Regions from separate parts of the Homo sapiens genome. Here region 2 is linked to region 1. The links are chromatin loops, found by intact Hi-C in ENCODE. Cell type or tissue: prostate gland. All regions are shown on one strand. Each heading gives the region's core, and the rest is flanking DNA. Links, peaks and the distances in the headings are about the cores only. Region 1 overlaps AK8 (adenylate kinase 8). Region 2 holds the start of GFI1B (growth factor independent 1B transcriptional repressor).

Region 1 (15,358 bases), core at 2,526-10,525:
ATTCTCATCACTAAATGCACACTAAAGATCGACCATAGACCAGTTTTTCTCTTTTGTTAAAAACTTGCAAAGAGTTGCTGAGTTGAAAGACAAAGTAAATCTCCCCATCTGAGGAGGTAAGCGGAATGCTATTTCTTGTTTTTAGCAGAGCAGCCTCGGCCAGCTGCAAGCTGTCTTCCCGTGGAGGGGAGACCCTGAGGGACCCTCTGCCCGTTTCCAGCAAGCCTTTGCATGCGGTGTGTTTGTACTCGCTGAAGACAGCGCATGACTCTCTAAATAATTTACAAGTTGATTAATAGACTCACAGGGGTATAATTAGAAGAGGGAGAGACAGTGGGTACAGTAACCGGTACAGTGCTTGGGGGAACAGGAGCCTTTATTTTTTTAAAGAAACTTTCTAGGGTGCTGGGCGTTTGAAGATAAGTTGGGAAGAGCTCAGTGCCTCTTCTCTTTTGAAGTGGAAATAGGACAGTTTGAATCCGTCGAGTTTAATTTTTCACAAGCTTTAGGGGCCCCGCAGTGCAACTCCCTTTTTATTATTGAAAAAACTCTACATTTTTCTTTCATTTTTCTACACACACACACACACACACACACACGCCAAGCAGTAAGTAATAAACACATTAATTTACTCTTATTCTATGTGGATTTCCTTCGCGTTGCCTCCCCCAGGTGTGTTGGCCTCTGTCCCTTTGGTACCCCCAACCCAGAGCCCCCGCTGTAGGGTGGCCTAGAGGTTTATTAATGGATGCCCCCTGTAATTTATGCATTTTAAAGGAACCCTCACCTCGGTCTGACAATGCTTTTGAAGTAGCTCCTTTTTTCAAGTCAAACTTTTGACTTTTCCGCTGGGACTGCTACAAAGATTTCCTCATGGAAACTAGGTAGGAGTCTTTTTCAGCCAGAGAGAAAGCTGTGGCCAAGATAGCCAAGCAGAGTGGCAGGGTAAAAGCGTTGTTTGCATTGTGGGGGCTGGAGGGCCTAGGAATGAGCACAGTTAGAGGAAGCGGGTGAGCACCTTTGCTTATCAACAGGTTTGTGCCCCCGAGGGTCCTTCTCTTTGATTTTTTTTACACTAGACTTTGATTTTGAAAGTGTGCCTTGTCTTTCTCCGGTATGAAAATGATGCTTTGCCAGGAGGCAGCCCCGTCACCAAAAGATCAAAAAGCCTTTGCTCAATGGCTAGTCCAGTGGGGAAACTGAGGCAGTAAGTGATGCCAGATTCATTCATGCATCCATTCGACAACATTGTCTCCCCAAGAAGAATGGGCGCTGCCGGAGGGGGGTAGGTCTGGCCTGCTTAGCGCTGTTCCTTGTCACTGGCTGGAGCCACCATAGGGGCACAGCCAGATTTTCCTGTTGGGCTGAATGTCAAGTGTTGCTGTGTATCAGGCATCCAGATTAAAAAAGAAACCCAACCCAACCCTGACATTTCTGGGAAGTCCAAGGAGAGCCGGAGTGCACAGAGTCATCCTTGCTCTGACCAGAGCTTCTAGAAGCGTTTCCCTCTCCGTGGGCAGCCCCAGCGGCTTCAGAGAAGAGCAAACCGCCAGTGCGCTCAGCTGTGAAATTGTCTCTGACAGGCCTGACCCTGGAGGCCCCGGGCCTTCTTCTCCAGTCGGGAGGTCTCTCAGTGTAGCTGTCTGGGCAGCCCTTGGCATGGCTAGAGCTGTGCTCCTGCCCCTCACAGACCCCCCAACGGCAGGTGCAGCTTGAAGCCTCTTTCCCTCTGGGAACATCCTCGCCTGACGGGAGCTGACACGGGTTCTTTCTCATTGGGCTGTGAGCGGGGCCTGCAGAGGCAGGGGCAGGACATGAGGGGTGAGGAAGAGGTGGCCCCAGTGACCCTCTGCAGCCTCTACACTTATGATCAGGGAGGTGGGACTTGCTGGGGTTTGTCAACCAGAAGCTGGCTCTGAGGTTTCCTGTGCAAGGGAACTTGGCACAGCCTCATCGGACATAGAGGGAGGGAAGCGGGGACCACGCCCTGCAGCTTCACACCTGTCGCTGCTGCTCTGGGTGACAAGGGCACACCCGACAGAAGAAGCAAGATGGGAGCAGAGGGACACGGGAGGGGGAGAGGCGAGGGAAGAGACTTCCTGACATACAGAGGGATGTACCTGCTCCCACCCCCCTCCCTGGGAAGAGCCTGTGGAAGCCAGGGGATGCGGGAGGCAGGGGAAGGGGAACTCCTTCTCCTCACCCCTCACTGCAGACCTCTGATTTACCCCATCCACGATCTTGATTGCAGGACTCTGACCTCCCCCCAGCCTTTGGTTGGTTTTTACTGGGAGATGAGATGGCCTCATCTGGGACCTCCCTACCCCAGGATCCCCCTGTTTCTGCTCACGCTGTCTGCTCGGCCGGCTGCTTCAAGGGCTGAGGAGTCAGCTCCCGCAGGGCTCATGGTAGGAGCTCAGCTAGTTTAGTGGAAGAGCAAGCCTGTGGCAGTTGACCTGGGTCCCTGTGGTGTGGACAATCCCAGGGCCCAGATGCTGCCCTCTGCTGCCTGCATTTCTATTCGGGTGAGGTCCCTCTCCATGGGCAGCCCCAGTGGCTTCAGAGAATTAGTCTTTTTTTTTTTTTTTTTTTTTTTGAGATGGAGTCTCACTCTGTCCCCAGGCTGGATCGCAGTGGCGCGATCTCGGCTCACTACAACTTTCGCCTCCTGGGTTCAAGCGATTCTCCTGCCTCAACCTCCTGAGTAACTGGGACTACAGGCGCCCACCACCACGCCCGGCTAATTTTTGTATTTTTAGTAGAGATGGGGTTTCACCATATTGGCCAGGTCTCCATCTCTTGACCTCGTGATCCGCCAGCCTCGGCCTCCCAAAGTGCTGGGATTACAGGCGTGAACCACCATGCCCGGCCCAGAGAATTAGTCTTGAAGGAACAAAGAGGAGACAGGTCACAGGGGGCAGCATGCAGCCTGAAGGATTTCTAGAAGGGAGGCAAGTGACTGTCACTCCCAGATGGGAGGGGCCGTGGCTCAGAATCACACAGACTTGGTTCCCATTCAGACTCTGCTTCCTCCCAGCTGTGCTCCTGGGCAAGCCATGCGCCCCCTCAGAGCTCCCTTCAGTTTTCCCATCTGTAAGGCGAGCTTTCCTAGGATCCCATTTGTTGGCTTGCTCTATATAAAGGGAATTGTGTCTGTAATTCACTAATTACTTACTATGGTCACTGGTTGTAATCACTGATTACTCACCATGATTATTATCAAGAATGGAGTTGCCATCGTCATCATCTTAGTGGTAGTAATGGTACTCACAGCAAGTCCTGTCGGGTGTGAATATATTTTATATATGGGGGATTTTTTATATTTATTTATTTCCCATGACTGCTACCAGCTTTGGGGACCTAGTCCCTGCGGTAACTGGGAACTGACAAAGCTCCAGTTTGCATTACTCTGATGCTCCGTGATATGGTTTGGCTGTGTCCCCACCCAAATCTCATCTTGAACTGTAGTTCCCATAATCCTCACGTGTCATGGGAGGGACCCGGTGGGAGGTAATTGAATCTTGGGGGTGGTTACCTCCATGCTGTTCTCGTGATAGTGAGTTCTCACAAGATCTGATGGTTTTATAAAGGGCTTTCCCCCGCTCTGCCCCTTCGCTCTGCACCTCTCCTGGCTGCCGCTATGTGAAGAAGGACGTGTTTGCTTCCCCTTCTGCCATGATTGTAAGTTTCCCAAGGCCTCCCCAGCCTTGCAGAACTGTGAGTCCATTAAACCTCTTTCCTTTATAAATTACCCAGTCTTGGGTATGTCCCCCAAGTATCTCTTGTAGCCTAACAAGCTACCCCCCAATTTAATGGCATAAAATGACGCTGAGTTTATTATGCTCCTGATTTAGTGGGTCAGGGTTTGGGGCAGGACATGGCAAGGAGGTCTCGACTCTGCTCTGTGCTGACTTGGGCTTAGGTGGGATGCCTTGAACTGCCTAAGAGAGCTGGGCTGGCTCACCCGGGGATTTACATCTGGATCTCAGTTCTGGCGTCAGCTTGATTCCTTGGTTTTTCTCCACGTTGCATCTGCAGGGATAGTGTGTCCAAGACGGATTCTTCATCGCCATGCCCGGTGCCTGGGAGGGCACGCTTGGAATGGCTGGGGCTGGCCAGGCATCTTCCCTCCTCACAGCCTCTCCGTGGGGCTGGCTTCACCTGCCTTCTTACTTGGTGTCTGGCTGCTCCTGGCACAAGCACTCCAGAGAGTTCAAGGGCGGCAGTGGTTGGGGTGGAAGGTGGGGCCAGCGGCCAGGCATCCCATGACTTCACCACAGACACCCCAGGATACACTTCTGTCTGAATCTGTTCACAGAGCTTGTCACTGGGGCCAGCCCAGGTTCCAGGGAGGGGATTGAGACACCGCCCCCCTCCCGCCCCCTGCCCTGGGAGGAGTAGCAAAGAAGGCGTGGCCATCTTTAATCTCCCACACCACACCGGGGAAGGCTTGATGTGAACATTTTAGTTTTGTTCAGGATGGGCTGCACCACGTGCCTGGGAGGCAGCCACAGCCTAAGCAGCCCTCAGGAGCTGGATCCCCAGGCGACATCGGGTGCCACACAGGGGCCTACCAATACCTCCGTGGCTTTGGAGCCCAATTTTGTCCCCATGAAGAGGAGGAAGCCTTGGCTAGGAGGTAAAATGAGTCGCCCAAAGGCAGGCTGCAAGTGGAATGCAGAGCGCAGGGCAGAGTTTGGGCCTCTAGTCCTCATCGTCACAGTGCTCGTCCTCCTAAAAGTCAGGTGGCAGCAAGCAGCCCCAGAGCTGGATTGGCTGGATGCAAATCCAAGCTCCACTACCTGTGAGCTGTATGGCCATGGGCAAGTCACTTCCTCTTCCTGTGCCTTAGTTTTCTAATCTGTAAAATGGGATACTGTGACTACTTCTTTCATAGGGAGAAAACTACATGAATTAATATTTGTATTAGAACAAAGACATGCTTAGAACAGGGCCAGGCTCATCATATGCACTGTAGCATACATGCTTGGTGAGTCAATATACTATCATATCTTTTCCCTCCCAGAAAACTGGGCTCATGGTTCTGTTTGCTGCTGACTTTCTTCTCCCAGATTTCGTGGGCTATGGCATCCTTGCTGCCCTTGAGATGTGGGAGAAAAAACTGGTTCTAAGCCCTGAATTCATTAAAATGGAAGGAAAATCGTGTTCCTTAAATGCTTTGATCTGCAGTGTACACTTAGTGAATACATCACTCTTTAAAATAATCCAGTTCACATGCAGACTGGCCGACCTCTGCTCATTTTCCCAGATACTTTCATATTCCATTGAAAGATGTAAAAATGTACTTTAAAATAAAAATTGTCAAATCATTCTGCACAGTGTGGCTAGCCGAGCATTTCCAATAGAGAAGTTTTACTAATTTGCTAAGTGATGTACCAGTTGTTTATAGAAGAATGTCTATTTTTGAATGGTCTCTTTTGTCACCTAAAACTTCATTTGAAAGGGACAAACTGGCCAGGCGTGGTGGCTCATGCCTATAATCCCAGCACTTTGGGAGGCCGAGGCAGGCAGATCACCTGAAGTCAGGAACTCAAGACCAGCGTAGCCAACATGGTGAAACCCCATTTCTACTAAAAATACAAAAAAAATTAGCCGGGCCTGGTGGCGCACTTCTGTAATCCCAGTCACTCACGAGGCTGAGGCAGGAGAATCTCTTGAACTCAGGAGGTAGAGGTTGTAGTGATCCGAAATCGCGCCACTGCACTCCAGCCTGGGCGACAGAGCGAGACTACTCCGTCTCAAAAAAAAAAAAAAAAAAAAGGACAAACTGAAATATTCACTGTTGGGCATCTCTGCCCCTCAGGTAGCTGTGTCAATGCCGTGTGGGCACCTCAGTCTTGTCTTTGCCTTTTGCCTGAGTAGACATGGTAAAGAAGAGAGTGACAGAAAGTGGGTGGCCCTCTCCAAGGGAGGAGGGGCACAACATGGCCTCCTAGTCTGCAGGGCACCCAGGGCTGATGTACTGACTTCTCTGGTCTTGAAAGAAAATCCAGTATTAACACATTGTTATTTCCTGGCGCCATTGTCTGCCAGGCAATTTTAAACGTTGTTAAGCAGTAGAGATATTAGAGTAGAAAGGTTGGCGTCTAAGAAAACCATGGAAGGCATCTGTTTCATCTCCTACTTGGGGAACCAAGGCCCGGCCAGATGGGGGTTTGTCTGGGGCAATTGACTTGAGTTTACCAAAGAGCAAGCTAGATCCAGTGGCCTTACCCTCCCTTAGGAATTGCAGGGTGCGGCCGATGGAACAATCCCAGTTTCTCCTCATTCTCTTCTCCAGGGTTTGGAAATGTTCTGTGCGTTGCTGGCGGCGTTCACTTGGGGGATGCAGAACCCATGTTTCACCAGCAGGTGGTAGTAAATAACAAACAAACGGCATCACCAACAGAAACACCTGGCGCCAGGTCCTGGCACTGGGGCGCTGCAGGGCCTTCAGGGCACGCAGGATTTCTGGTGACGGCAGCGAGACGGGCTTGCAGGCCCAGCTGCCGGGAATCAGTGCCATCCCGAGAGTGATGGCCTCCAGAGATGGGAGGCGTTCGGCTTTCCTTGAATTAAGTCAGGGCCTGGGCAAACCTCCCAGCAGCCTAGAGTAGAGCCCCTGGCGGGATGCGAGCCCCGCTTCTTTCAGGCACCAGGTTGTGTGAAATGGAAATTAAAAAACAAAACCAAAAGCAACCCCTTTTCCTCCTCCACAGTCCTGTTCCTTTTGTAAGATTCCCTGGACCTCCTGGGTCCTATTGGGATCCTTCAGGAGGGGCGGGACCCAGGGACCCAGGGACCACAGGAGAAAGAGAAGCAAATGCCAGCCTCCCCCATGAACACTGATGCTCATCTTGACATCAATTTCAAGGAGGGCTTGAAGAAGGAAAGAAGTTACACCGGGCAGTTTGAAGCGAATGTGAGGGATGAGGAGAGGCAGTGTGGGTGCGGTGTAGGTATGTAGGTGTGTTTGCTAGATGTGTTTGTGTAATGAGGGTGTGTGCTTCGTGTACTATGTGTGGATAGGTGGGTATACAGTATGTGTTGTGCACGTGGTGGGGTGTAGGGGTGTGGGGGTGTGTGGTGTGTGTGTGTGTGTGTTTGTAGCTGAGTGCATGAGCACATGTCTGTGTGTGTGCGTGCCTGTGTGTGTTGTAGTGTGTCAGGTGTCGTGTGTGTAGACATGTATGTAGTGTGTGGGGGCGTTTATGAGTGTGCATGGAGGGGTGACGTGTGCAGGGCATGTGCAAGGGTGTGTGGGGAGGCACTCAGCTCTTTCCTGTTTGCCCTAGGGTGCCAAGGAGGCTCACATGGCTTGTCGTGAGTCTAGCAATCAACCTTAGCATGTTTTTTATCTTTAAGCCACTGGCTGAAGGAGCTATTTCCTTCTCTCCACTTTTTGTCCTATCTTTATATGCCAGCCCCAGAAACCTTAGTGTCCCTCATATCTTCTCCCTCAACAATAACTGATGGGCAGAAAGCCAAGGTCCCTGCAGGGCTGGCTCTGCGGTGCGGACAGCAGGCGGCGGCGTGGCGCAGCAGGAGGGGCCTCTGGTGCCTGCTGGAAAACCGCAAGCTGGCCTGGGTGCTCTCTCCGAGCCCTTCCCTACTCACACCCATCAGCTCTGGAGCTGGATGTGACCGAGGGTGACTGAAGCCAGACCTGCAGCCCGGGAGGAGTCAGTGCTGCCCAGTTGCATCTCATGGGTGTCGGGACTCCTGTCCGGAGCCGTGGAACTGCTGTGCGGGAGGGAGCCCAATGGGATCCTGGGCCTTTAGACAGGACTCCTTCCCCTTCGAGACAGGAGGGTGGGACACGGGCCCGCGGTGGGGAGTGGAGGCCTGGGAGCATCCCACTTGCCACCATGGATCCCCATCTACCCCCATGCCAAGGGCCAAGCACACCCAGCCCCGCGGGGAATAAATGGATTGAGATTTTAATAACCTGGAGGTCAACTTGAGGACTGCCATCTTTTATGGAAGATCTTGAGAAAAAAAAAAAAAAAAACAAACGAAACCATGTGGTGTGGCCTTATGAAATAATGAGATACTCATATCTTGCAGTTGGCTAAATTTAGGGCTGACAGAACACTCCAGAGAGGTAACCCTTGGCGGTAGCTTTGTATGAAGGGTGAGATGTTAACTGTCAAGCCCAGAAATCAAGCCTGAGGCATCTGACTTAATGGTGAAAGACTTTAGACCGCACTGAAAAATCTCTGTCTGAGAGGAGGAGAAAGGGTAAATGGACAGCATTATCAAGAGGACTCGAAACTTCTGGCAGAGCACAGTGAACCAAGGAGCAGCTTGTTCTCAGCTTTGTGCTGAGCTGGCCAGTCAGACCATGTGGGGCTGGAAACGTGAGTCCATAGCTGGCAGGAAAATCCAAACAAGCCACAGCAAAACAGACACCGAGCCTCAGAGAGGCTGGGACAGGAGACATGGGTGGGTTTGGGGAATTTACACTAAAGGCAGGGTCTTCAGGGTTCACCCCTCACTCCTCAACCCTGCGTGCTGCCACTGAGGAGAGATGCTGACTGGGAAAGGTCGGTAGCCTCAGAGCAGCACCCAGTGGGGTCTGTTGCTTGTCTTGACCCAGATGGGAGAGCCCTACCAGGATCCAGGATCCCTGTGCGCTGGGAGAGGACCAGTGCAGTTCCTTAGCCACGCAGCCCCAGTGAGGAACTGTGAGCCAAAATGTGTTGCTGTTCCTTATAAAAGGTTAAAGGACTCGAACGAGGAGCTTTCGCAGGACTGCTAACACAGGCAGATGTGGGCAAGTGCCCGTGATGCCAGGCTTCTGGGCAGAGCTTCCGGAACTGGTGGAGTTACAGGACGGCTGGAGGCCACCCAAACTGCAGGTCCCCCAAAAGGGAGAGCCGCCCATGGCCTTCGGGGGAGATTGTGTCCTTTGTCACTTTAGGAACGGTCTCTCACAGGGGCCATTTCAATCTGTTTTAAGCATTAAATGGTTTCCTTTAAAAAAAAATCACATTTTTAGTGGAAAACGTTAAACACATCTAAAAAGCAGAGAGAATAGAATAATGAACCTGTGGGAGCCATCGCTAGTATAATGAACCTCACGTGCTTGTGGCCACCCTTGTTGCATCTAGAACCACCCTCCCCTACCCCAGAGACCCCTCCCAACAAACCCCAGGTGCTAGTGCTCATTCTTTTGGCTGCATATTTAATTCACGAGTGGGTGATCACGTAGAGATGAATGGAACGACTGAGAGGAAGCGTCTCCCTTGGTTATTTTCTGTTGCCGCAGGACCTGATTCAGTGCTTGGTGAGAAAAGTCCTTAAGTTCTCTGGCCCATGAACGCTTGAGGAACTAAAGAACTTCCTGGGTTTTGGAAATGGTTCCCTTTTTTCCTTCCCTCCCTCCCTTCCTTCCTTCCTTCGTGTTTATTAGATGCTTTCCGTGGGCCCAGTACTGTGCCAGGTGCTGGGGTATAGCAATGAGCCTGACCCTACTGGGGGGATCCCTGCTTTCATGGGGTGGGCATTGGGGTGGGAATGCAGGTATTAAGTGGATACTACATCAGTTGTTACTGATGTGCGCTTGTGATGAGCCCTTCCAGGAAGTGCTGGCTGCAGAGCCTGTGTTTCCTGATTCCTGCAGAGAGGGGTTTGTTTGGGTTTTGGCTCAAAGTGGGAACCAGCGTGAGCATTCCCTTTCTTCCTCAATCTTTTGGAAATTTGGCCCTCCCTGCCTCCGACATCCCCAGCACTTCCTACTTCTGTGACCTCTGCTTTCCTGCCAGGTTTGTGTTGCATTACATCCGGGTGCCCTCTCACCTCCACCACCCTGGGCTCCATGAGCAAGGGCTTGAGTCCGATTCATGGAGCGTGAAGTGGCGGCCACCCTTCCCCCTCCCTCTGTGTGTGTGTGTGTGTGTGTGTGTGTGTGTGTGTGTGTGTGTGTGTAGCATGTATGTATGTGTATATATTAATATAGTCACATATGAATATATGTTTAAATTAGACCATGTATACAAGCCGTTTATTTACCTGCTTTTTTCTCATTCTGTCATAGACTTCTGCCTCGACCTGTCTATATTAACTTTGCAAGTTAATATAGAGATTGTTTTTAAAAGGTTGTCTAATATTCTATTGCAGAGATGTACCTTCTTTGATTTAATCTGTCCTCTATTGATGGACATTCTAGATCATTTCCAGTTGTCACTATTGTAAACAACACTGAAATGGACATCTTTGTATACACATCTTTTTCCCCTCTTAGGTTCAAGTTCTTAGAAATAGGATTGCTGGGTCAAAAGACATGTACATTTTAAATTTTGATGCAAGTTGGGAAATTCTCTCTAGAAATCTTTGTCAACTAACAGAAAAAACAAAAACAAAAACCTCATTGTATTTCTATCTGGCCTTCCATTTTTCCCTCGAGTCAGATTTCTCCTCAGTTGAGAAACTTTGTATTGGTTCGTAAGTGGCCAATGTGAGGGACTCAGGGGCTCCAGGCCATTGGGTAATGAGGCAGCAGAACAGTTGGGGGTGTTATGGGCCGGGGATCAGGGTCCTATCCCAGCCTGATCACCAGCTGGCTAGATGACCTTGGGCGGGTCACTTAAACCACAACCTCTTTGGGCTTCAGTTTCCTAACTTTGAAACAAGAGGTCAATGGGATGACCTTCCAGGCCCTCAGAAAGCTGTGGCTCCAAAGGTCAGACCACCTACAGTGCAGCTGGGTTTCCAAGCCATACTTGATTATTAGAGATGACACTCAGAAAATATTTGGTCCAAATAATTCTCACCGCTAAACAATGGAGGCCTTAGTGGGCCTGGATTATTAGCGGGATCCACCATTCTGATCTCAGCCAAATGCGGCCTCCTTAGTAGCCGTCCTAGGCCCGGTCAAACCATCAGCCTCCCATCATTTGGTTGATTTTCTTCACAGTACCCATGACTCTTAGAAATGGTTATTTGTTACCTGGGTAATGTTTGTCTCCCCGAGACAGCGTGAACTTCAGGAGCCCGGGGGCCTTGGCAGTCAGGCTTGCTGCGTAGACCGTATCCCATGTCCAGCACAGTGCCTGGCACAGCCTAGATGGTCAGCAACTACCCACTGGGTGAATCGTGGGGATAGGATTATTTCTGTATTGGTTTCTTCTTTCCGTGAAAATATCTGTAAATATTAAGGGTAGACCTGGACTGGAAGGCTCTATGGCAGATTCTTACCCTACATTGTTTTAAATCGGTATTTATTCATCCTGGCAAGAAAACACAAGGTCTCTGGATCAGAGGACAGACCAAATTCTTTCACACAGTAATCTCAGAGCTGGCTCCCCACGCCCCAGTTCCTCACAGGCAATGTGGAAAGAGCCAAGTGCACCCCGAGTGTACAGGGGGTCTATAGCAGGAGGGGAGCCCCAACACTGTGACTCTTGGAGCTTATGCAAGACAACATGCCAGCTCCCTCCCGAGCTTTACTCTGGAAGGAACCGACTCTGACTCCGACTCCTTCTGGGGAGAGGAGGAGGAGGTCACTAGGTTTACAGCCCTTTGAATGTAAACAAATGTCTCGAGGCAGAGGTCCCTAAGTCTCTCTGGAGGTCTCTGTCTTTAACTTCCAAGGCTGTTCTTAATCTGTCATCCTTTATCCCAGGTGCCAACAGTCTTTGCTGGCACGCCCTGACCACAGGCAACCGTGAAAATATTCGTGAAGCATCACTTCCCCACACACATCTCCTGAATTGAAAAGTAATAGCCACCACCTTTGAGTGTCGGCTGTGTGCCAGAATCGTAAATGCGGTGTGAGCCGGTCACAACAGGTCCTCTTATCCTTTCAGCAGATAGGAAGCTGACGCTCAGAGAGTGAGAGACTGCCTGGAGATGAGGCAGCAAGAAAGGGAGGAGCTGAGATGAGACCTGGATTTGTGAATGCCCCAAGCCCATGTTCTGTCTACAACCTGGCTTCCCCAAAGTCTGGTCAAGTTGATTTTAACAGAGTTGATTACTTTTGAAATATTTGAAAAAGAGAAGCCTTCTATTTATTCAACACCTACTATGTGCCAGACATCTTTCTAGGCAGGGAAAAATGGGAGAGACATGGTTCTTTGTTATTATGGGACCCATCCATGAAAGAGACGCAGACATTAAAGAAAGAATCACCCAGAGAGAAGTATCTTTGTGATAACAAGGGTGGCAAGTGAGGGAGGATGAGAAGTGCAGGCTGGGGGCTGTCCTCAGAGACTTCCCTGGGGAGGGAACATCACACCGTGGCCCTGAGGCTGAGTTTGAAGGCTGGCCCAGGCAAGATGTGGGAGAAGGGTGTTCCGGATGGAGGAGGTGGCACGTTCGAAGGGAGGTGCAAGCTGGCAAGATTCACCTGGGAGGAAGGCAGGGCACAGACCTTGCCTTGGAAAGGAGACTGCTCTTTATCCTCGGAGCACTGGGGAGCCCCTGCAGGTTTGAAGCAGGGGAAGGGATGGGATTCGCTGAAGTGACTTCTCATTCATGCTAGATAGCCAGATGTTCTCGTTAAAGCAAAAACCCTTTTCTGCTCTTTCCTAGGGACTGGGGAAGAAAGGCTGAAGGGCATGAGAGAGAACACATTCAGGGAAATGCAGACTGCTTAGAATTAGGGTTATGGTTTTTTGGTGACAAGGGCAGCAACCCAGCAAGTCACGGCCACAGGGAAAACGGCTGGCAGTGATTTTTCTGCATCTCTTGCTTCCACGTTCACCTGGCTGTCAGCCTGGGGGGCCCTGTGGAAGGTTTCAAATGTGTGCTTCAGGCCCGCTTGCCAGACCCCCGGGCAGTCGGTAGGAGGGTAACCAGGCAGCTTCCAGAGAAACTGCCAAACTCACTGCCACCACACCCCTAGGAACCAGTTCCAATGGGGCCACAGTCATAGCAAACAATGGTAATATTTACCAAGTATTTCTGGAAAAATGAGTGCAAAGTGCAGGAAACACAGTGCAAATTGCTAGAACGCAGTACATTAGCAACATAGGACATTTAATGAGTCTGGGAAGAGACGTATGAATTTCAGGAAAATGTCAATTGCCGCAATGTAAACAAGAGGCTTCTCAATATCTCATTCTCCTTAGGACTTTATTTCAGTCTTTGGTTATAACTAGTTCTGTGATTCTTGGGAGAGACTTCGTTCTAAGCATCAAGGATGGGAGAATTGGAGAATTTTGGGAAAGGGGAGTGGGCGTTGCTAGCGCATCACAGACTGGCAGAGAGCTTTGGGGGCGCTGGCACAGTCCCACTTGAGGAAAACTGAAACTGCAGCTGGAGCTGGTGCGCTTCCAGGAAAAGTGTTTGCTGCAAAAACTGGGCCCATAGTGGTTGCTATGGTCTGAATGTGTCATCCCAAAATTCATATGTTAAAATCTAATCCCCAAGACAATGGTGTTAGATGGGACCTTTGGGAGGTGATGAGGTCACAAGGCAGGGGCCCTTGTGGATGGGATTAGTGCCCGTATAAGGGAGACCCCAGAGAGACTTCTCACCCCTTCCACCAGGTGAGGATGAAGCAAGAAGGCACCATCTGTGAACCAGAAAATAGGCCCTTTCCAGGCACTGAATCTGACTTGATCTTAGACTCCCCAGACACCCAGTTTACGGGATTTTGCTATAGCAGCCCAAATGGACTAAGACAGGGGGACAATCTGCTCACATCTCACTGGGTTGCAGGTGGGGATGGTGTCGTGTCCAGGAAAGGGAAAGACCGAGGTCAAGGTCAGCCAGTGCATTTCCCATCTCACGCAGCCCCGTTGCTGGGACCGAGGAGGGACCTGGGAAATAGGCACTGACAACCTTGTCCAAGTGGTTCCAAGTGGCTCCACCTAGACCCACTTCTTCAGCAGCTCAATCTATGGCCAAGTAAAGTTAGGAAGCCCAGGACCCATGGGCTGCCGGCCAGCAGGGTACTCACTTGCCCCCCTTCTCTGCAGTTCCTGACAGCCTCCTCATGAAGGTGCTGAGCCAGCGCCTGGACCAGCAGGACTGCATCCAGAAAGGCTGGGTGCTACACGGCGTCCCGCGGGACCTCGACCAGGCACACCTGCTGAACCGCCTGGGCTACAATCCCAACAGGTGAGCTGCCCCAGCCAAGCCAGCAGCCCTGGCCAAGCCCCTGGGCACCCCCTCTCCAGGGCTCAGCTGAAGGGGTCCAGGTTACACAAGCCTTCACGTGTTCCTGAAGTGGAATGTCTCCTGGTCATCCCCATTCCCACCCATCCCATCTGCCCGGTGGACTAGGAGTCAGGCTTGGGTTCAAATCCTGGCTTTCACCCTCCTTGATGGACCCTCATCTGTAAAACAGTAATAAATACCAGTCTTGCCTTCCTTGGGGAATTGTTATACAAATCAATGGATGTTTTCTTCTACTATTTTTACAGTTTCATTTTTATATTTAAATCTTTGGTGCAGCTGATATTTATTTGGATGTGAGTAGGCAGTATGAGTCCCCCTTTTATTTTTTCCCCAAATGGTTAACCATTTGTTCAGAGTGTTGAATATCACTGGATGTTCTGTCTTCCCTCTACTAGTTTGAACTTGAGAGCTCATCACAATTGTATATATTGTGGAGAGCAGTGAAGCCCACCAAAGTGAAAGCAAGCAAAGGCTATTTAGTCTGAGCTTGCAATAGCAAGGGGTCAGCCACCATTGCTTGGCGTTTTGGCAGAGGCTCACAGGCAGGCAGCGGAGGTGACAGCATTCTAGTGGAAGGTGGGAAAGGCTTCGGTTCTACCATGCCCCAGTTGGAGGCTGTTGGCTTGGGGAAGCTGGGTGGGTTAACTAGAGGCGGGGCCTCCTGTGTGACTGGTTAAGGGAACATATTTGGCTTTCTCTGGTTGGTCATACCTTGCAAATGGTGGCAAAAATGAGGGAAGCTGTCAATTCCTGATCAAGTCCTGGTCCTTTGGGGCTGATTGCTGCAGAGATTGTGGTCTGACACCCCGGGCAGGTTGCTGCAGGTTGTGGGTTCCAGTTCTCTTTTTATATATGGTCTGACCATCATCAAACTGTGTGTTTAGTCTCTCAATATACTGGGCCTGTTTCTGAACTTTCTCTTTTCTGAGTGTCTATTTCTGCAGTAGTACCTCTCTGTTTAACTACTTTACTTTTGTCATATCTGTATTTCAATAGTCAATGCAGGACAAGGCCCTCTCATTGATCTTCTTTATTGTCTATTTTATATATTTATTATTCCAAACGAGCACTATAATGATTTTATCATGTACAAAAAGAAACTGCCATTGAAATTTTAGCTGGAATTGCCTTAGATTTTCAAATTGATCTGTGATATGGTTTGGCTCTGTGTTCCCACCCAAATCTCATCTTGAACTATAATCCCCACATGTTAGGGAGGGACCTGGTGAGA
Region 2 (15,358 bases), core at 2,688-10,687, 170 kb before region 1:
CCTGGGTGATCTGGAGCCATCTGGTCCCAGAGCCTTTGAAAATCCTTGTACTGTCCAATAAGATTCCCACCCACCCTACCCTGCCCCGCTGAAAGCTTCGGGGCAATGGTCTGCGCTGGTTTTGAGTGATTCCATTAATCAAACCGAAACCAGGTATAGCTCTCCAATGTTCCCCAAGAACTCTCTTCAGGAAGACCAAACTCTGACAGAAAGAGCAAGGGGAATTACGCATTTTCTTGTCCAAAGAATTCCTTCTGCAATACTTCCGAGGACAAGAAACTTGACACTTTGCTAGACTTGGAAGAAATATTCTGCCTGTTGCCTACTAAGAAACATGCAGGCGCGTCCAGGCGGTCAGGTGCAGCTCAGCTGGCTTCTAATATCTACCAGACTCATGCCCACAGATTGTAATCGAATTTACTCCCTAAGAACTCGTGAAAGCTCTGGACTTTCTCCCCGGAAAAATGTACACGGGCACATACCCACGGCGATTCTGCAGACCTCCTCTTCACAAGTCCTGTTTTAGAGTGAGCATGTCTCCTCAGATGCCTCAACACTTAAACTTGGTTTTTTTTCTCCAAAAATAGGTGGAAAGGGCTAACAACAGCCACAGGGAAAGGCGAGCTGAAACAGTACCTCTCCATGGTCGGTCCTATTGTTCCTGGAGCCTGGGCAGTGTGTGGGAGAGGGCAGCCCTGTCATCTCCCCTTAGTAGGCTCTGGAGGGGAGAGCGCCTGACTCTCAAAGTGTCCTGGGAATTTGGCTGGGCGCAGTGGCTAATGCCTGTAATCCCAACACTTTGGGAGGCTGAGGCAGGTGGATCGTTTGAGGTCAAGAGTTCGAGACCAGCCTGGCCAACATGGTGAAACCCGTCTCTACTAAAAATACAAAAATTAGCCAGGCGTGGTAACACGCGCCTGTAATCCCAGCTACTTGGGAGGCTGAGGCAGGAGAATCGCTTGAATTCGGGAGGCAGAGGTTTCAGTGCAATCGCACCACTGCGCTCCAGAGTCTCACTCTGTCTCAAAAAAAAAAAAAAAAAAAAAAAAAAAAGTGTCCCAGGAACTTTAGTCAAGTCCCTAAAGTCTGGGACTGTCTCCGAGGGGGAACACAACTCAGGCACTTGGAAGTGTGTCTCCCTGAGCACTGCCCAGGTCCCCAGGACAGCTGGGTTGTGGGTATGACTTTGTGCCCGAAGGTGACGTCTGTCAGCCTAAAATCAAATTTTGAAAAGTGTTTCTGCGCAGCCGGCAAAGGCGCAATTCCTAGCACAGTGGCTCAGACGAGGCTACGTCCTCACCCTGTTTCTCCCTTGGCTCCTTGCCTTCCAGAGCTTTTCCAGCCCACCTCACCTTTCCTAGGACCGCAGGAGGAGCCAGGGAGCCTGCTGTGAAGCCACCTGCGGCGCACAGGCACATTTCAAAACAAAAGCGTAGAAACGCATCCTCCAGCACTCACCTGTCCGGAGCTGTCCCTCGCCTGGGTTCTGCCGGAGCTTCCCGAGGTGGGAACTGCAAAGCCTCTCTCGGGACTGGCCTCCACTCTGTCAACTGTGTGACTCTTTGCACAAATAGATACTTCTCCTTTTTGCTCTGTCTCTCTGTGTGTTTTTCCTCTTCTGTTCCCCTCCCTGATTTTCAATCTGATTATTTGTGTCAAAATCTGGCGGTGAACAAGCAGCCAATGAAGAGAGCGCGGGAGCTCAGCCGTATTTGCTTATCAAAACTTTCCAGGACACAAGACTTCGAATTCTCATTTCTAACCCTCGACACTTGGAGCGGCACGCTTTCTCTCTGCAGAGAAATTCAGAATTTCGCTGGAAATTTTGAATAACATCTGCACAAAAAGAAAGTGATGGCTAAATTATTAAATTTTAAAAATTAAAGTTAGAAAAAGCTCTAACTTATAAAACTCGATTTTGCATAGGGAAGTCATTGCTCTTTGGTTTTTTTCTTCTTTCTTTTCTCTTGCCTTTTTTCTTCCTTCCCTCCTTCCCTCCTTTTTCCTTCCTTCTCTTCCTCCTTTCTTTCTTCCTCCCTCCCTGCCTCCTTCCTTCCCTTCCTTATTTTCCTTCTTCCTCCCTCCTTCTTTCCTTCCCTCCCTCCCTCCTTCTCCTCCTCTCCTCTCTCTCTCTTCCCTCCTTTCCTCCCTCCTTTTTTCCCTGCCTCCCTCCTCGCTGCCTCCTCCCCTCCCTCCCTCCCCAAGTTCAGCACCCTGAGGCTTGTGAGAGCCAGGCTGGTGCAATGCCCCTAGTACCCGAGCCGGCCACATGCATAGAGGCCCCTCTTGTCCTTGCAGAGGTCATATCTCAGAAGAGACATCAAATTTGCATTTCCCCCAGATATGACCTTTGAGCGGGTAGAGGCACCCTGGAGGTGTGGCAGTGAGTTCGGAGGCCAGGAGACGCTCGGCCTGCTGAAGCTGCCATACAGATTGAAGGCCAGGTGCCAGAGCCCGTGTGTGCTGCCCTCTGGTGGCAGACAAAGTGATGGGGAGGCCAGTGGGGGCCTCTGGGGTGTCCCATTGATGCTGGGGGGAGTGAGGGCGGTAAAGCTTGGCTGAGCTGGCTGGGGCATTTCTTCCCATTTGGCAGGGCGTCCCATCCCCTGGCTCCCCACCTTCTCCCTCCTCCTCTGGCCCCCGCCTCCTCCCGCTTGCAGGATGACTGATTTATTTCAGGAGGTTTTGCATAAGATGAGAACGCCACAAACAGAGCACTGTTAGGCTGCTTTGTCTGCTCTTCCAGCCCGGGTGCTGGAGATATTATGTTTCCCTCATAAAGAAAACAAGTCTGGTGACAGGAAGCCCCAATTTAAACTGCAAGTCCAAGGTTCAAAATGAAGAAAAAGGGGTGTTTCAGGCGAGGTCTTTCTGCTGGGCCAGCCCTGGAGCACCAGCCAGGAGGACACAACCCTGTGGTCACCAGGCCTCAGTAATGCTGGGGTGTCAGTCCCAGCCCCAGGCTACAGACAGCAGACCACTGCTCCCAGCTCTGTGGTCTCTCTTGGTGGAAAGAAACATCTTTTTAAAAAATTATTATTGGCTGGGCACAGTGGTTCACGCCTGTAATCCCAGCACTTTGAGAGGCCGAGGCAGGCGAGGATCACTTGAGATCGGGAGTTCAAGACCAGCCTGACCAACATGGAGAAACCCCATCTCTACAAAAAATACAAAATTAGCTGGGTGTGGTGGCACATGCCTGTAATCTCAGCCACTTAGGAGGCTGAGGCAGGATAATTGCTTGAACCCAGAAGGCAGAGGTTGCGGTGAGTCCAGATCGCACCATTGCACTTCAGCCTGGGCAACAAGAGCAAAATTCTGTCTCAAGAAAATTATTATTATTATTATTATTTTCTTAGAGACAGGAGTTGGCTTTGTAGCCCAGACTGGAGTGCAGTGTTGCAATCATAGCTCACTGCAGCCTCGACCTCCCTGGCTCAAGAGATCCTCCTGCTTCAGCCTCTTGAGTGGCTGGGACTACAGGCGCACCACCATGCCTGGTTAATTTTTTTATTTTTTTTAGAGATGGGGTCTTGCTATGCTGTCCAGTCTGGTCTAAATCATTATTTTTATTTGAAATTTAGAAGTTCTCAAATGTCTCCTCTAAAATTCAGAGAATGCAATGTCAAAAGTGAGTGAATCTACTTCTGGGTATAGACTCAAAATCACTGGAAGCAGAATCGAAGAGATATTTGCACACTTACATTTATAGTGGTACTATTCACAATAGGCTGGTCTTGAACTCCTGGCCTCAAGCGATCCTCCTGCCTCAGCCTCCCAAAGTGCTGGGATTACAGGCACGAGCTGCTGTGCCCAGCCAGGGACACATCTTGAGTATTCTGTGGGTGTTGTACATTGCCAACAATCAGCTAGAACTGCTTGTCATTATGCAGAAAACTTAAAATATTCTCTCCAAGTCAACAAGTCCCCAGTTTCCTCATGTTCTCACTTCCCTATACACACATACACACATTTTGCTACTGTAAACCAGCGTGTCATTTTCCGTGAAACATGATTTTATGGAAGTGCTTCCTAAGTTCGTTTGCAGCCTTTATTGACATCTTTAATGGTTTCACCATTAAATCTTTAATGGTTTCATGGTTTATCTCACCAAACGCTTCCTCCACTTGTTTAGGGTGTTTTCTAATAGGAAGCGGCTGTATCAGGCACATGCAGTTCAACTGCTGTTCTAAGATTGTAATCCCACTTTAGGGTCCCTACCTTCCCCCGTGAGTAACTGACACAGGGACAGCCTTCCCAGACCCAGACCAGGGACCCAGCCTGCAGATGAAGCCACCCAGGTTCCCCTTGATGGGAGAGCAGTGGCCAGGCAGCCAGTCCCCTGGCATAGCAGTTGAAGCCAGGAGTCCCCAGCCAGCCTCACCCAGGCCCTTACAGCCCTGGACTTCCCATGCTCTGTGTCCCCTCCAGGGCTGCCTGTAAAGCTACCAGCACTTCCCTTAGTGAGCAGCCCTGGAGTCAACACCTTCATTTAGTCTCTCCCAAGAGCTAAATCGCTTCCGCATTCCCATGCCCATTCATCAGTTTATTCATTCATTTAACAGTTACCATTAGGTACCTTTCGTGTATCAGCTCTTTCCTTCCCTCCCTTATGTAACACATGTGTATCGAGTGCCCACAACAAGGCACCACATGCTGGGGTTTCAAAAAACAGCCGGACTTTTCATATTCCTTCCTGGTCTAGAGGGTAGGAAAGAGCAACCTGAAATTTACAATTTGGGGTGACAAGTGCTGTGATATAAACATAGTATACAAAAGAAGCCTGGGGCATTTGGAAATGGACCCAGGCTTGGGGGGGTTGGTGAAGGAAGTGATATCTAAGTTGATGCCTAGGCTAAGTTAGTTGGGAGAAGGAAGGTAGGGAAAAGTGTCTCAAAGAAGAACAGCATTGTGCTAAGAGCTGGAGGTCCCCTGAAGGGAGCTGACAGCAGCCAAGTTCATTAGGGAAGAAACGCAGACTGAAGGAAGGGGAGGGAAGGTTAGGACTTTTGAGAGCTGAGCCTAGAGAAAGAAAAAGAACAAAGATCAGGAAGATTCTTCCCTGGTTTAAAAACCTTCAATAATTTCCCTTTACCTTTAGGACAAAAATCTCAGCTTCAGAGATCAATACTCCGTGTTTTTCACAATGTCGGCACCCTTTCAAATAACAGCACTTTTCCAGATGCGAGTTGCAGGAAGTTTCAAAAAGATGGGGTCTTGCTCTGTAGCCCAGGCTGGTCTTGAACTCCTGGTCTCAAGCAATCCTCCCAAGCTCCTGAGTAGCTGGGATTACAGGTGCATGCCACCGTGCCCAGTACAGAAACACAATTTAAACTCATTTAATAATAACAATGAAACAATTAATTCATGTCACAGAAAATTTTCAGCTTCTGACATGGTTGGATCCAGATGCTCAAATGATACTGTCTGGAATCTCACTCATTCAGGTCATTGGCACTTCTCGTGCCCTCTGCCTGGATGGCCTAACTCTCTGATTTCCCCAAGCCTGTCTCCTTCTTGTCATCCAGGTCTTAGCGGAAATGTTACTTCTGCAGAAAGACCTCCTTGACCTTCAACTAAAGTAGGACCTCCCCACCCCAGTCACTTTCTATTCCTTCACCCACCCCTTTCTTCTTAGCATTCACACTTATCTGAAAATATCTTGCTTGTCTTCCCTTTTTTTTTTTTTTTTTTTTTTGAGACGGATTCTGGCTCTGTCGCCTAGGCTGGAGGGCAGTGGCACAATCTCGGCTCACTGCAACCTCCTTCTCCCAGGTTCAAGCGATTCTCCTGCCTCAGCCTCCCGAGTAGCTGGGATTACAGGTGCCCGCCACCAAGCCTGGCTAATTTTTTTGTGTTTTTAGTAGAGATAGAGTTTCACCATGTTGGCCAGGCTAGTCTCAAACTCCTAACCTCAAGTGATCCTTGCCTGCCTCGGCCTCCCAAAGTGCTGGGATTACAGGTGTGAGCCACCGCGCCTGGCCATCTTCCTATCTTTTAATTCATTTATTTATTGCTCTAACTTCCCACAAGGAATGTCCATGCTACAAGAGCAGGAACTGTTTTTCCAGGCACACAGCTCAGGGCTTAGACTCTCCAGGGCTTAGAACAGTGTTTGGGAGACACTAATGATATCTTCACAGAGTGAATAAATGAATGAATGAATGACTCTCTCTCCATCATCTCGGCTTTGCTTCCCTCTGTGTTGGCCTCATCCTCACGCCATGATCTCTACCCACTTTATGCGGCTCTTATCTCTGGGCCTAGGAACCCCAGTGGAAAGAGAGATTCCTCCTCAATTGTTTCAGAAAGATTGCTAGGGTTGACTCTGATTGGCCCAGCCTGGTCACAAGCACATCCAGCACCAATCATTGTGCCCAGGGGGAGGGATATGGGCCTCTCATTGGCCGGGGCTGGCAGACTTTCCCGCCAAAACCATGAGGTTGCTTAAGTGTAGAGGAAGAGGTGGGTTTGAGCAGGAACAACAGCTGTCATTAAACAGAATAAGGCCAGAGAGGCGTTTGGAGCCATGGCTTCTATCTTCTACCTTCTAACTGTCCTCTCATTATCACCTGGATATGCTGTGTCCTTTCTTGCCTCACCTGTTCCCCTTGTCTGGAATGGTTCTTTCTCTTCAGCCCCCTCCTTCACAGCTCAATCCAGCTCTCAACGCCTCCAGGAAGCCCTCCCAGACGCCCCACAATCCAGGGAGTCATCTGTTGTCTACAGATTTGGCCCACCCGTGACGACCCTTGGATTCCTGTCTTGCTCGGTTACTCATGGGGCCTCACTTGCTTTTCGGTGAGACTGGGGGCTCCTTAAGGGCAGGAACGTCATGGGGTCCTCTGTCTGTGGACAACGGGCGTGGGCCGGGCCTCAGCACACACGCTGGCCTGCAGGGACCATATCAGGGCTGAATACATGGGAACCACCACTGCTGAGGCCGGGCCACGGGCCCTCTATAAGGACAGCTCCGGCAGGTGCAGGTGGGCTGGGGAAGCTCTGTGCGGGGGTCGTGGGATATTGGGGGTGAATGTTCTGTGCCGGGTGGCACCGGGGCTACGACACTCCCAGGCATCGGCTGTGTGAACTTGGGCAGCTTCTGGCCTTGGCCCAGGACAGCCACAGAATGTGACGGTCATGAGCTGAACCCAACAGTCCTGGGAATGGGACAATGGACCCGGTGGTCCCTGCCCTCCAGGGGCTCCCAGAGAGCCGGCTGGGCATTGGGGCTCGTCTGCTCTATGTACATCTTGGTGCCAGAAAAGTGCCTGCTGGCTCTGTCCCGCTGCGAGTGCGCTGAAGGGTGGACAGCAGTGGGCAGCAGGCCAAGTAGGAAACGTCCACCTGGTCATCGGCGGCTACGGACCTCTTTCCAGGTCCAGGCTCCTTACCGGGGGCTGCAGGCAGTCGACGTGCGGGAGCCCGGCTTGCAAACCCTGCCTGTCGTCGGGGCTGGCACTGCCCTCCGACTCCCCACCCTACGACCCAGGCGCTCCGCTCCACACGGGAAGCAATTCACCATCCCACCACACGGTGGCACTCCTGCCTACCTTTCCTCGAACAAAAACCAGCCTGAAAAAAGTGAAAATAATTATCTGTGTACAGGTACATGCTGTTTGAATTACAAGAGTAATATATGATCAGAGTTGAAATAAGAAAAAGAAGAATATGCACCTGTGTCCCATCCCCATTAACTATTTTTTCACTGAGACAGAGTCTCACTCTGTCGCCCAGGCTGGAGTGCAGTGGCTCCATCATGGCTCACTGCAGCCACGACCTCCTGGGCTCAAGTGATCCTCCTGCCTCAGCCTTCCGAGTAGCTAGGACCATAAGCACACACCACCACACCCAGCTAATTTTTGTTTGTTTGTTTTTGAAACGGAGTCTAGCTCTGTTGCCCAGGCTGGAGTGCAGTGGTGCAATCTCGGCTCACTGCAACATCCACCTCCCAGGTTCAAGTGATTCTCCTGCCTCAGCCTCCCGAGTAGCTGGGATTACAGGCGCCCGCCACCACGCCCAGCTAATTTCTGTATTTTTAGTAGAGACGGGGTTTCACTATGTTGGTCAGGCTGGTCTTGAATTCCTTACATCAAGTGATCTGCCTGCCTTGGCTTCCAAAAGTGCTGGGATTACAGGCATGAGCCACTACTCCTGGCCACCTGGCTAATTATTTTTTAAAAATTTTGTAGAGACAGGGTCTTGCTCTGTTGTCCAGGTTGGTCTCAAACTCCTAAATCCATGAGATCTGCCCACCTCGGCCTCCCAAAGTGCTGGGATTACAGGCGTGAGCCACCACACCCAACCCAATTTTTTTTTTTTTTTTTAGACAGAGTCTTGCTTTGTCACCCAGACTGGAGTACAGTGGCATGATCTCAACTCACTGCAACCTCTGCCTCCCTGGTTCAAGTGATTCTCCTGCCTTCGCCTCCCTAGTAGCTGGGATTACAGGCACGTGCCACCATACCCAGCTAATTTTTGTATTTTTAGTGGAGACAGGGGTTTGCCATGTTGGCCAGGCTGGTCTCGAACTCCTGACCTCAAGGGATCTGCCAGCCTCAGCCTCCCAAAGTGCTGTGATTACAGACGTGAGCCACCATGCCCGGCCAACAGTAACGTTTTTGAAGTCTATTTTTCTTGTTTCTTTCTCTGTCTCTCCTTCTGTCTCTCTTGCCCTCTTTTCCTCCCTGCTTCCCTTTTCCTGTCTCTCTTTCCCACTTGTATGTGTTTATAATGTTTTCAATTCAAATTAATCCACATTGACCCTTTGCTTTTGAGTAACCACACAGGCAGATGACAACTCCCCCAGCTTGGAAGTTGAAGTCCCTTCAACCCTCCTGTCTTAGGGAACCTCAGATGGGGAAGGGCAGTATTCAGGTGGGAGGCCATGGGGTGAGGTTTGGGGTGCATCCACTTCTCGAGATGGCTGGTGTGCCTCAGAGAAGCATGGAAGGAGTGTGGGGGGGACACAGGGAACTTGGGTGGGAGTCAGGGACTCTGGGTGCAGGTGAAGTACAGGACAGCGTTCAGGCCACAGGCCTGCCTGAAGCTCCCCAGAAACCCTGGCAGGGGTGTCAAACCCATGGGCCCCACTTCTAAGTTTAGGAAATAACAAGAAGATTGACAAGTCCATCTGGGCCGGGCGCAGTGGCTCACACCCATAATCCCAGCACTTTGGGGACTGACGTGGGAGGATTGCTTGAGCCCAGGAGTTCAAGACTGGCCTGGGCAAAATAGTGAGTTATTATTTCTCAGCAGAAATATTCAACAGCTGACTATAAAACTCTGCCCTTTCTCTCTTTAACTGGATGGTTAAGAGCAGTCTTAGTTGCGGCAGGGTTAGGGTTAGGTGATGTCAGCTTGATTCTTATCAGGTGAGTGGTGCTAATTTACATGGCAGGTTGATTATTAATGAAACACCTGACATTTGGTTACCGCCCCATAAACTCTTGATGACTTCCGCATTGGTGTTCTCCCTAGAGACTCACAGAAATCCCACTCTGAGGCTGCAGAGATGAAGGAGGAGCGAATGAAAGTTTGTTGAAGCTTACCCTGGGCCAGACAGGGTGGAGGGGCTTTATACGCCTCATCTCTTAGTCTTTTGGAGCATTTTGCCGCAGGAAATTACCGAGCATATGATGGAAAACCAAGAACCAACCCCCAGGCAGGGCTGGCGCTATGGTCAACCACATAAGTAGGGGCAATCTGCCTGATCCACTAGGGCACAGACACACCCCCCTGGCCAACCTTTTCTGATGAGCACCACACTGCACGTCACAGATCAGGAAGCGTGGCCATGGATGCATGCAACTCTGTGCTCTTCCCAACAAGCTCTCTCTCTGTGTGCGTGCGTGCGTGCATGCGTGCGTGTGTGTTCATTAGCCAGCCTTAGGAGGGTACAAATCTCCCAGTGGGTCCTCACCTCCCCAGTCAAGCCCCTTCGAGTAGCACCCCCAGCAGGTACTGGCCTGGTGTCTGGGCAGGTTCAGCAAACAGAGGAGCTTGCTGTGGCTACTGATGGGGAGAGGCCCTGTCTCCTGTCTGGGTCAGGGAGGCTTGGACCCAGGGCTTGGCTCCAGTCTCCAGACCCAGGAAGCAAAACCTCAAAGGAACATATAAGGAAATGAAGAGCACTGTGGGAAGACTTCAGAGAATGTGCACCCCTTTGCAGAAGACTTGGGAATAAAAAACCCATTTAGGAAAGATCCCTCTCTTCTCCCATCGATGGGGTTCCTTCTCAACACTGATCAGCACTAAGAATGTGCTGGAAGGCGGGAGGCTGAGGTGGGGGAATCAACACCAGGGAGCCCTCCAGCAGCCAGGATTTGCACGCGATTTACATCTATTTTGCATGTACCGGCCGCCTTCGGAGATTTTAACTGTTTCATGAAATTTTCCCTGAAGGATGAACATTGTTCTCTTCCTGCTGCTTTTTAGCAAAACCCATGAGAGTCAGGGTGATGAAAAGAGGTTCCTTTCACCAAGGATGATGGAGATGCTGGGGAGAGTGGGCTTGTGAAAGTGGTCTGTTAACACATTTCTGCAAGATGAATGGTTTGCAGTTTTAAAGGGGCCCTTGTAATAAGCTCATTTGGAAAACAGGAAAGAGTCCTTTACAAATCATCTCACCCAGTTCCAGCAATCCCACGCACGGGTATAGACCCAAACGCACTGAAAGGCACGCGGAAAGATCTTTGCACACCCGTGTTCACAGTAGTGTTATTTACATCAGCCAAAAGGTAGAGGCAACCCAAGTGTCTGTGACAGATGAATGCATACATGGAATGTAGTTGGTCCATACGACGGAGTATTATTATTCAGCCTTAGAAAGGAATGAGGCTGTGACACAGGCAACAACCTGGATGAACCCCGAGGACGTTATGCTAAGTGAAATAAGCCAGTCACAAAAAGACAAATACGGTCACTTCATTTACCTGAGTTACCTAGAGTAGTCAAAATAATAGGGACAGGCCGGGCACAGTGGCTCACGCCTGTAATCCCAGCACTTTGGGAGGCTGAGGCAGGCGGATCTCCTGAGGTCTGGAGCTCAAGACCTGCCTGGCCAACATGGCGAAACCCAGTCTCTACTAAAAATACAAAAAAATTAGCCAGGCCTGGTGGTGCGCGCCTGTAGTCCCAGCTACTCAGGAGGCTGAGGCATGAGAAGCGCTTGAACCCGGGAGGCAGAGGTTGCAGTGAGCCGAGATCATGCCACTGCACTCCAGCCTGGGAGACAGAGTGAGACTCTGTCTCAAAAAAAACATAAAACAAATCATAGAGACAGGAAGTGGAATGGTGGTTGCCAGGGGTTGGGGGACAGGCGACTGGGGAGTTTGTATTTAATGGGGACAGAGTTTTGGTTTTGCGAGATGAAAAAGTCCTGGAGATGGATGGTTGTGGTGGTGGTTGTGGACTGATATGAACGTACTTAAGCCGATGCCACTGAACTATACGCTTAAAAATAATTAGGATAATAAATTGTATGTTCTGTGTACTTTATAACAATTAATTGATAAAAACCACAAAACCTCCATGCCTCTGAGGCCTTCATTTTCACAAATGGGGAAAGCAGAGGTACAGCGGGGTGAAGTAAGATCTAGAACCCAGGGAATGTTCCTACCTTGCGATTAGGATCTCAGACTCTTCTTACCGAATATTCTAATTATATTTTGACCTTCAAATATTTTTTAAACATTTATATTATATAAAATTTCAAACAAAAAAGCGAATTAATCTTATCTAATGAACACCCCAATATCTACTACCTATATTCAACAATAGTTAGCATCTGCCAGATATGCTTTCTGTCCCCTATGCATATCTAAGTGTATACAATTATATTTTACTTTAATAAAATGTTAAAAATACATATATTGCAGCCCAGGCATAGTGGCTCACACCTGTAATCCCAGCACTCTGGGAGGCTGAAGTGGGAGGATTGCTCGAGCCCAGGAGTTCGAGACCAGCCCAGGCAATGTAGTGAGGCCTCGTCTCTACTAAAAAAAAAATTTTTCTTTAATTAGCCAGGTGTGGTGGCATGCATGTGTAGTCCTAGCTACTCAGCATGCTGAGGAGAAGGATCACTTGATCCTGGGAGATAGAGGCTGCAGTGAGCTATGATCACCAGTGCACTCTAGCCCAGGTGACAGAGCAAGACACTGTCTCAAATCAAATAAATAAATAAATAAATAAATAAATAAATAAATAAATAAAAGAATGGCTGGGCACTGTGGCTCACACCTGTAATCCCAGTACTTTGGGAGGCCAAGGCAGGTGGATCATTTGAGATCAGGAGTTCGAGACCAACCTGGCCAACATGGTGAAACCCCATCTCTACTAAAAATATAAAAAATTAGCCGGGCGTGGTGGCACATGCATGTAATCCCAGCTACTCGGGAGGCTGAGGCAGGAGAATCGCTTGAACCCAGAGGCGGAGGTTACAGTGAGCCAAGATTGTGCCACTGCACTCTAGCCTGGGTGACAGAGCAAGAGTCCATCTGAGAAAAAAAGAAAAATATGTGTATACACACACATACACACACACACACGTGTATATATGTGTATATATATAATAGATATCATGACACTTCACCCATACTGGAGCATGTATCTCCTAAACATAAGGATATTGCTTTCATACATAATCACACAACTACAATGTCATTATCGTACCTAAGAAAATTATCAATAGTTCCCAAATGTTGTCGAATATCCAGTCTATATGGACATTTTTGCAGTTTCCCCCAGTTTTCTTTGATAGTTCCTCTTTTAGAATCAGGATCCAGACAAGTTGCAAGCATTGCATGAGTGTATTATGTCTTTAGCTTCCTTTATGATGGAAGAGCACCCCCTGCCCCTTTCTTTTCGTAATGATTTTTTCCCCCTAAAAGAGCCCAGGCCAGTCCAGTAGAAGGTTCAGCATTTGGGATTTTCTCATTGTTTTGTCATGGTGCCATTTAACCTCTTCCTCCACCTGCTGTGTCTTAGTCCATTTTCTGCTGCTATAACAGAATGCCACAGACTGGGTCACTTATAAAGAAAAGATTTATTTGGCTCACAGTTCTGGAGGCTGGGAAGATTGAGGGGCCACATCTGGTGAGGGCTTTTGTGCTGCATTACTCCATGGAGAAAGGCAGAAGGGCAGGCAAGCACCGAAGACAGAGAGAGTACAGGTGGGGGCTGAACTTCCCTCCCCAAAGAACTAATTCTCTCCATGGTAACAGCATTAATCTACTGATGAGGGCATGACCGAATCACCTGTCAAAGGCCCTGGCTCTTAATTCCTTCCCAATGACAATTAATTTCAAAATGAGTTTTGGAGAGGACATCTAAACCCTAGCACTCTGTGTCTTGGAACCCATATTCCCATGGCAATGCCTATTCCTGAATAAACATTATTTTCAAGACCTCACTGTGTCCTGGAAGTCAGGTCCTAGGCTTGGTTGGATTCAGATGAGATGTTTTAGGCACGGATACTTCACAGGTGACGCTGTGGGCTTCACTGCATCAGGAGGCATCTAACAGTAGGTTGTCCCACCTTAGTGATGCTGAGTTTGGTTAAAATGGTGACACCCAGTTCTCTCCATCATAACTGAATTAAGAAGCAATCTGCAGGTTAGGACTTTGTCGCCAAGCAAACATCCTGTTCTCCACAGTCTCCCCTACTGGTTTCAGCATCCATGGCAGCTCCTTGCTATAATCAATTACATCACTGGTGGCTTCAAAACTATTATTCTTCCAATTCTATCATTCCTTCTACATTTATTATCTGTAAAGAAGAGCTTTCTCTCATTAGCTGGGGATGAACCACAGTTCTAAAAAATGAGAGTGTAAGTGATTTGTCTTCTCTCCTTAATTGCTGATGTTCATAGCAAGGTGATGTAACTGGGATTTTTTCTTCTTTTTTCTTGTTCTTGTTCTTTTCTTTTTTTTTTTCTTTTTGAGATAGGATCTCACTTTGTTGCCTAGGCTGAAGTGCAGTGGTGTGATCATGGCTCACTGTAGCCTCAACTCCTGGGGCTCAAGTGATTCTCCCACCTCAGCCCCCTGAGGAGCTGGAACTATAGGTACGCGCCACCACACCTGACCAATTTTTTTATTTCTTGTAGAGATGGGGTCTCACTATGTTTCCCAGGCTGGTCTCAAACTCCTGAACACCAGCGGTTCTCCTGCCTTGACCTCTCAAGTGCTGAGAAAGCAGGCGTGAGCCACTGTGCCTGGCCTATTTTTGTTGTCCATTCTCTTTTCCCCCTTAAACTTCAGCATCGCTGTGAACTCATGGATTTTTTTAATAATTTAATTTAATTTTAAGTTCCAGGATACATGTGTAGGAAATGCAGGTTTGTTACATAGGTAAACATGTGCCAGAACTCATGGATTTTTATTTATTCAACATTTTACATTAAATTGCAGAAATTCTATTTTATGGCTCCTGTGGACACTATAGCAATTACATGTTGGGTGGCTTAAAACAACAGAAATTTCTTGCCTGTCAATTCTGGAGGCTGGAAGTCGGAAATCAAGGTGTCGGCAGGATTGGTTCCTTCTGGAGTCTCCGAGGGATGACCTGACCCAGGCCTCTCTCCCAGTGCCTGCTGGCTGCGGGCAATCTTTGGCATTCCTTGGCCTGGAGCTGCGCCACTCCAATCTCTGCCTCTGCCTTCATGGGGCCTCCCACTCCGTGTCTATGTCCGTCCTGCTTCTGTCTTATACAAGGACACAGGACATTGGATTAGAACCCAGCCGGCTAATCCAAGATGGTCTCATTTTGAGATCATTAATTACATCTGCACAGACCTTTTTCCCAAATACGGTCACATTCACAGGTACTGAGTGTTAGGATTTGGACCTATCTTTTTAGGGGGCCACTATTCAACCCACTACGGTTTCCTCAAATTTTGTCACGAACAGCACATCCAGGTTAGTTTCTGTATGGGTCTGACATTTCCGAATCAATCTTCGAGCATGTCCTTGCTTTCTAACACAAGAAGGTGACCCACTTGTACTTCCCCTGCTGCATTTCTGGAAGCAGCCAGTTCTTTCAGCCTAGTTCTATTTAGTGAGGGCTGGGATCTAAAGCCATGGCCAGGAGTTCTTGTTACTGGGCACCTGCCTCTAAGCTGTTTCAGTGTTCAGAACTAGGAAATCGATGCTTTTTAATTTATTTTTGTAATTATGACTTTGTCAATCTAAACAACAAACAGAGAGAAAGACTCTCTAGAAGAAAATAATGTTTATTCAGGTATAGGCATTGCAATGGGAATATGGGGGCCATAGTAAATTATTGATATGTACATATTCTGGGAGGTAAAGGAAGGCAAAAGTTTTTAAAGAAAAAATGAGGACCAGCCTGGCCAAC

What was found. Hi-C counts contacts between places; a loop is a spot of excess contacts. Peaks named below come from ENCODE experiments on the same cell type or tissue, not always from the same donor. Only the 100,000 strongest peaks of a DNase experiment are listed, where the experiment ranks them.
Region 2: a loop joins it to region 1, with 2.5 times the contacts of the local background. A loop is called at or near these places in 31 of 110 quality-filtered maps.

Annotation. Positions count from the first base shown.
Region 1 is chr9:132,791,343-132,806,700 of GRCh38, reverse strand. It overlaps AK8 (adenylate kinase 8), which reads left to right. Exons shown (of 13, transcript NM_152572.3): 11 at 13,926-14,067. Among named protein-coding and RNA genes, the nearest start is that of AK8, 79 kb to the left of the region's middle. In prostate gland, for the core only: a CTCF peak has its summit at 6,371 (motif pointing right); DNase peaks (open chromatin) are centred at 6,410 and 7,578; H3K27ac peaks cover 1,895 bases.
Region 2 is chr9:132,964,942-132,980,299 of GRCh38, reverse strand. It overlaps GFI1B (growth factor independent 1B transcriptional repressor), which reads right to left and starts at 1,606. Exons shown (of 7, transcript NM_001377304.1): 1 at 1,459-1,606. In prostate gland, for the core only: a CTCF peak has its summit at 7,501 (motif pointing right); a DNase peak (open chromatin) is centred at 7,489.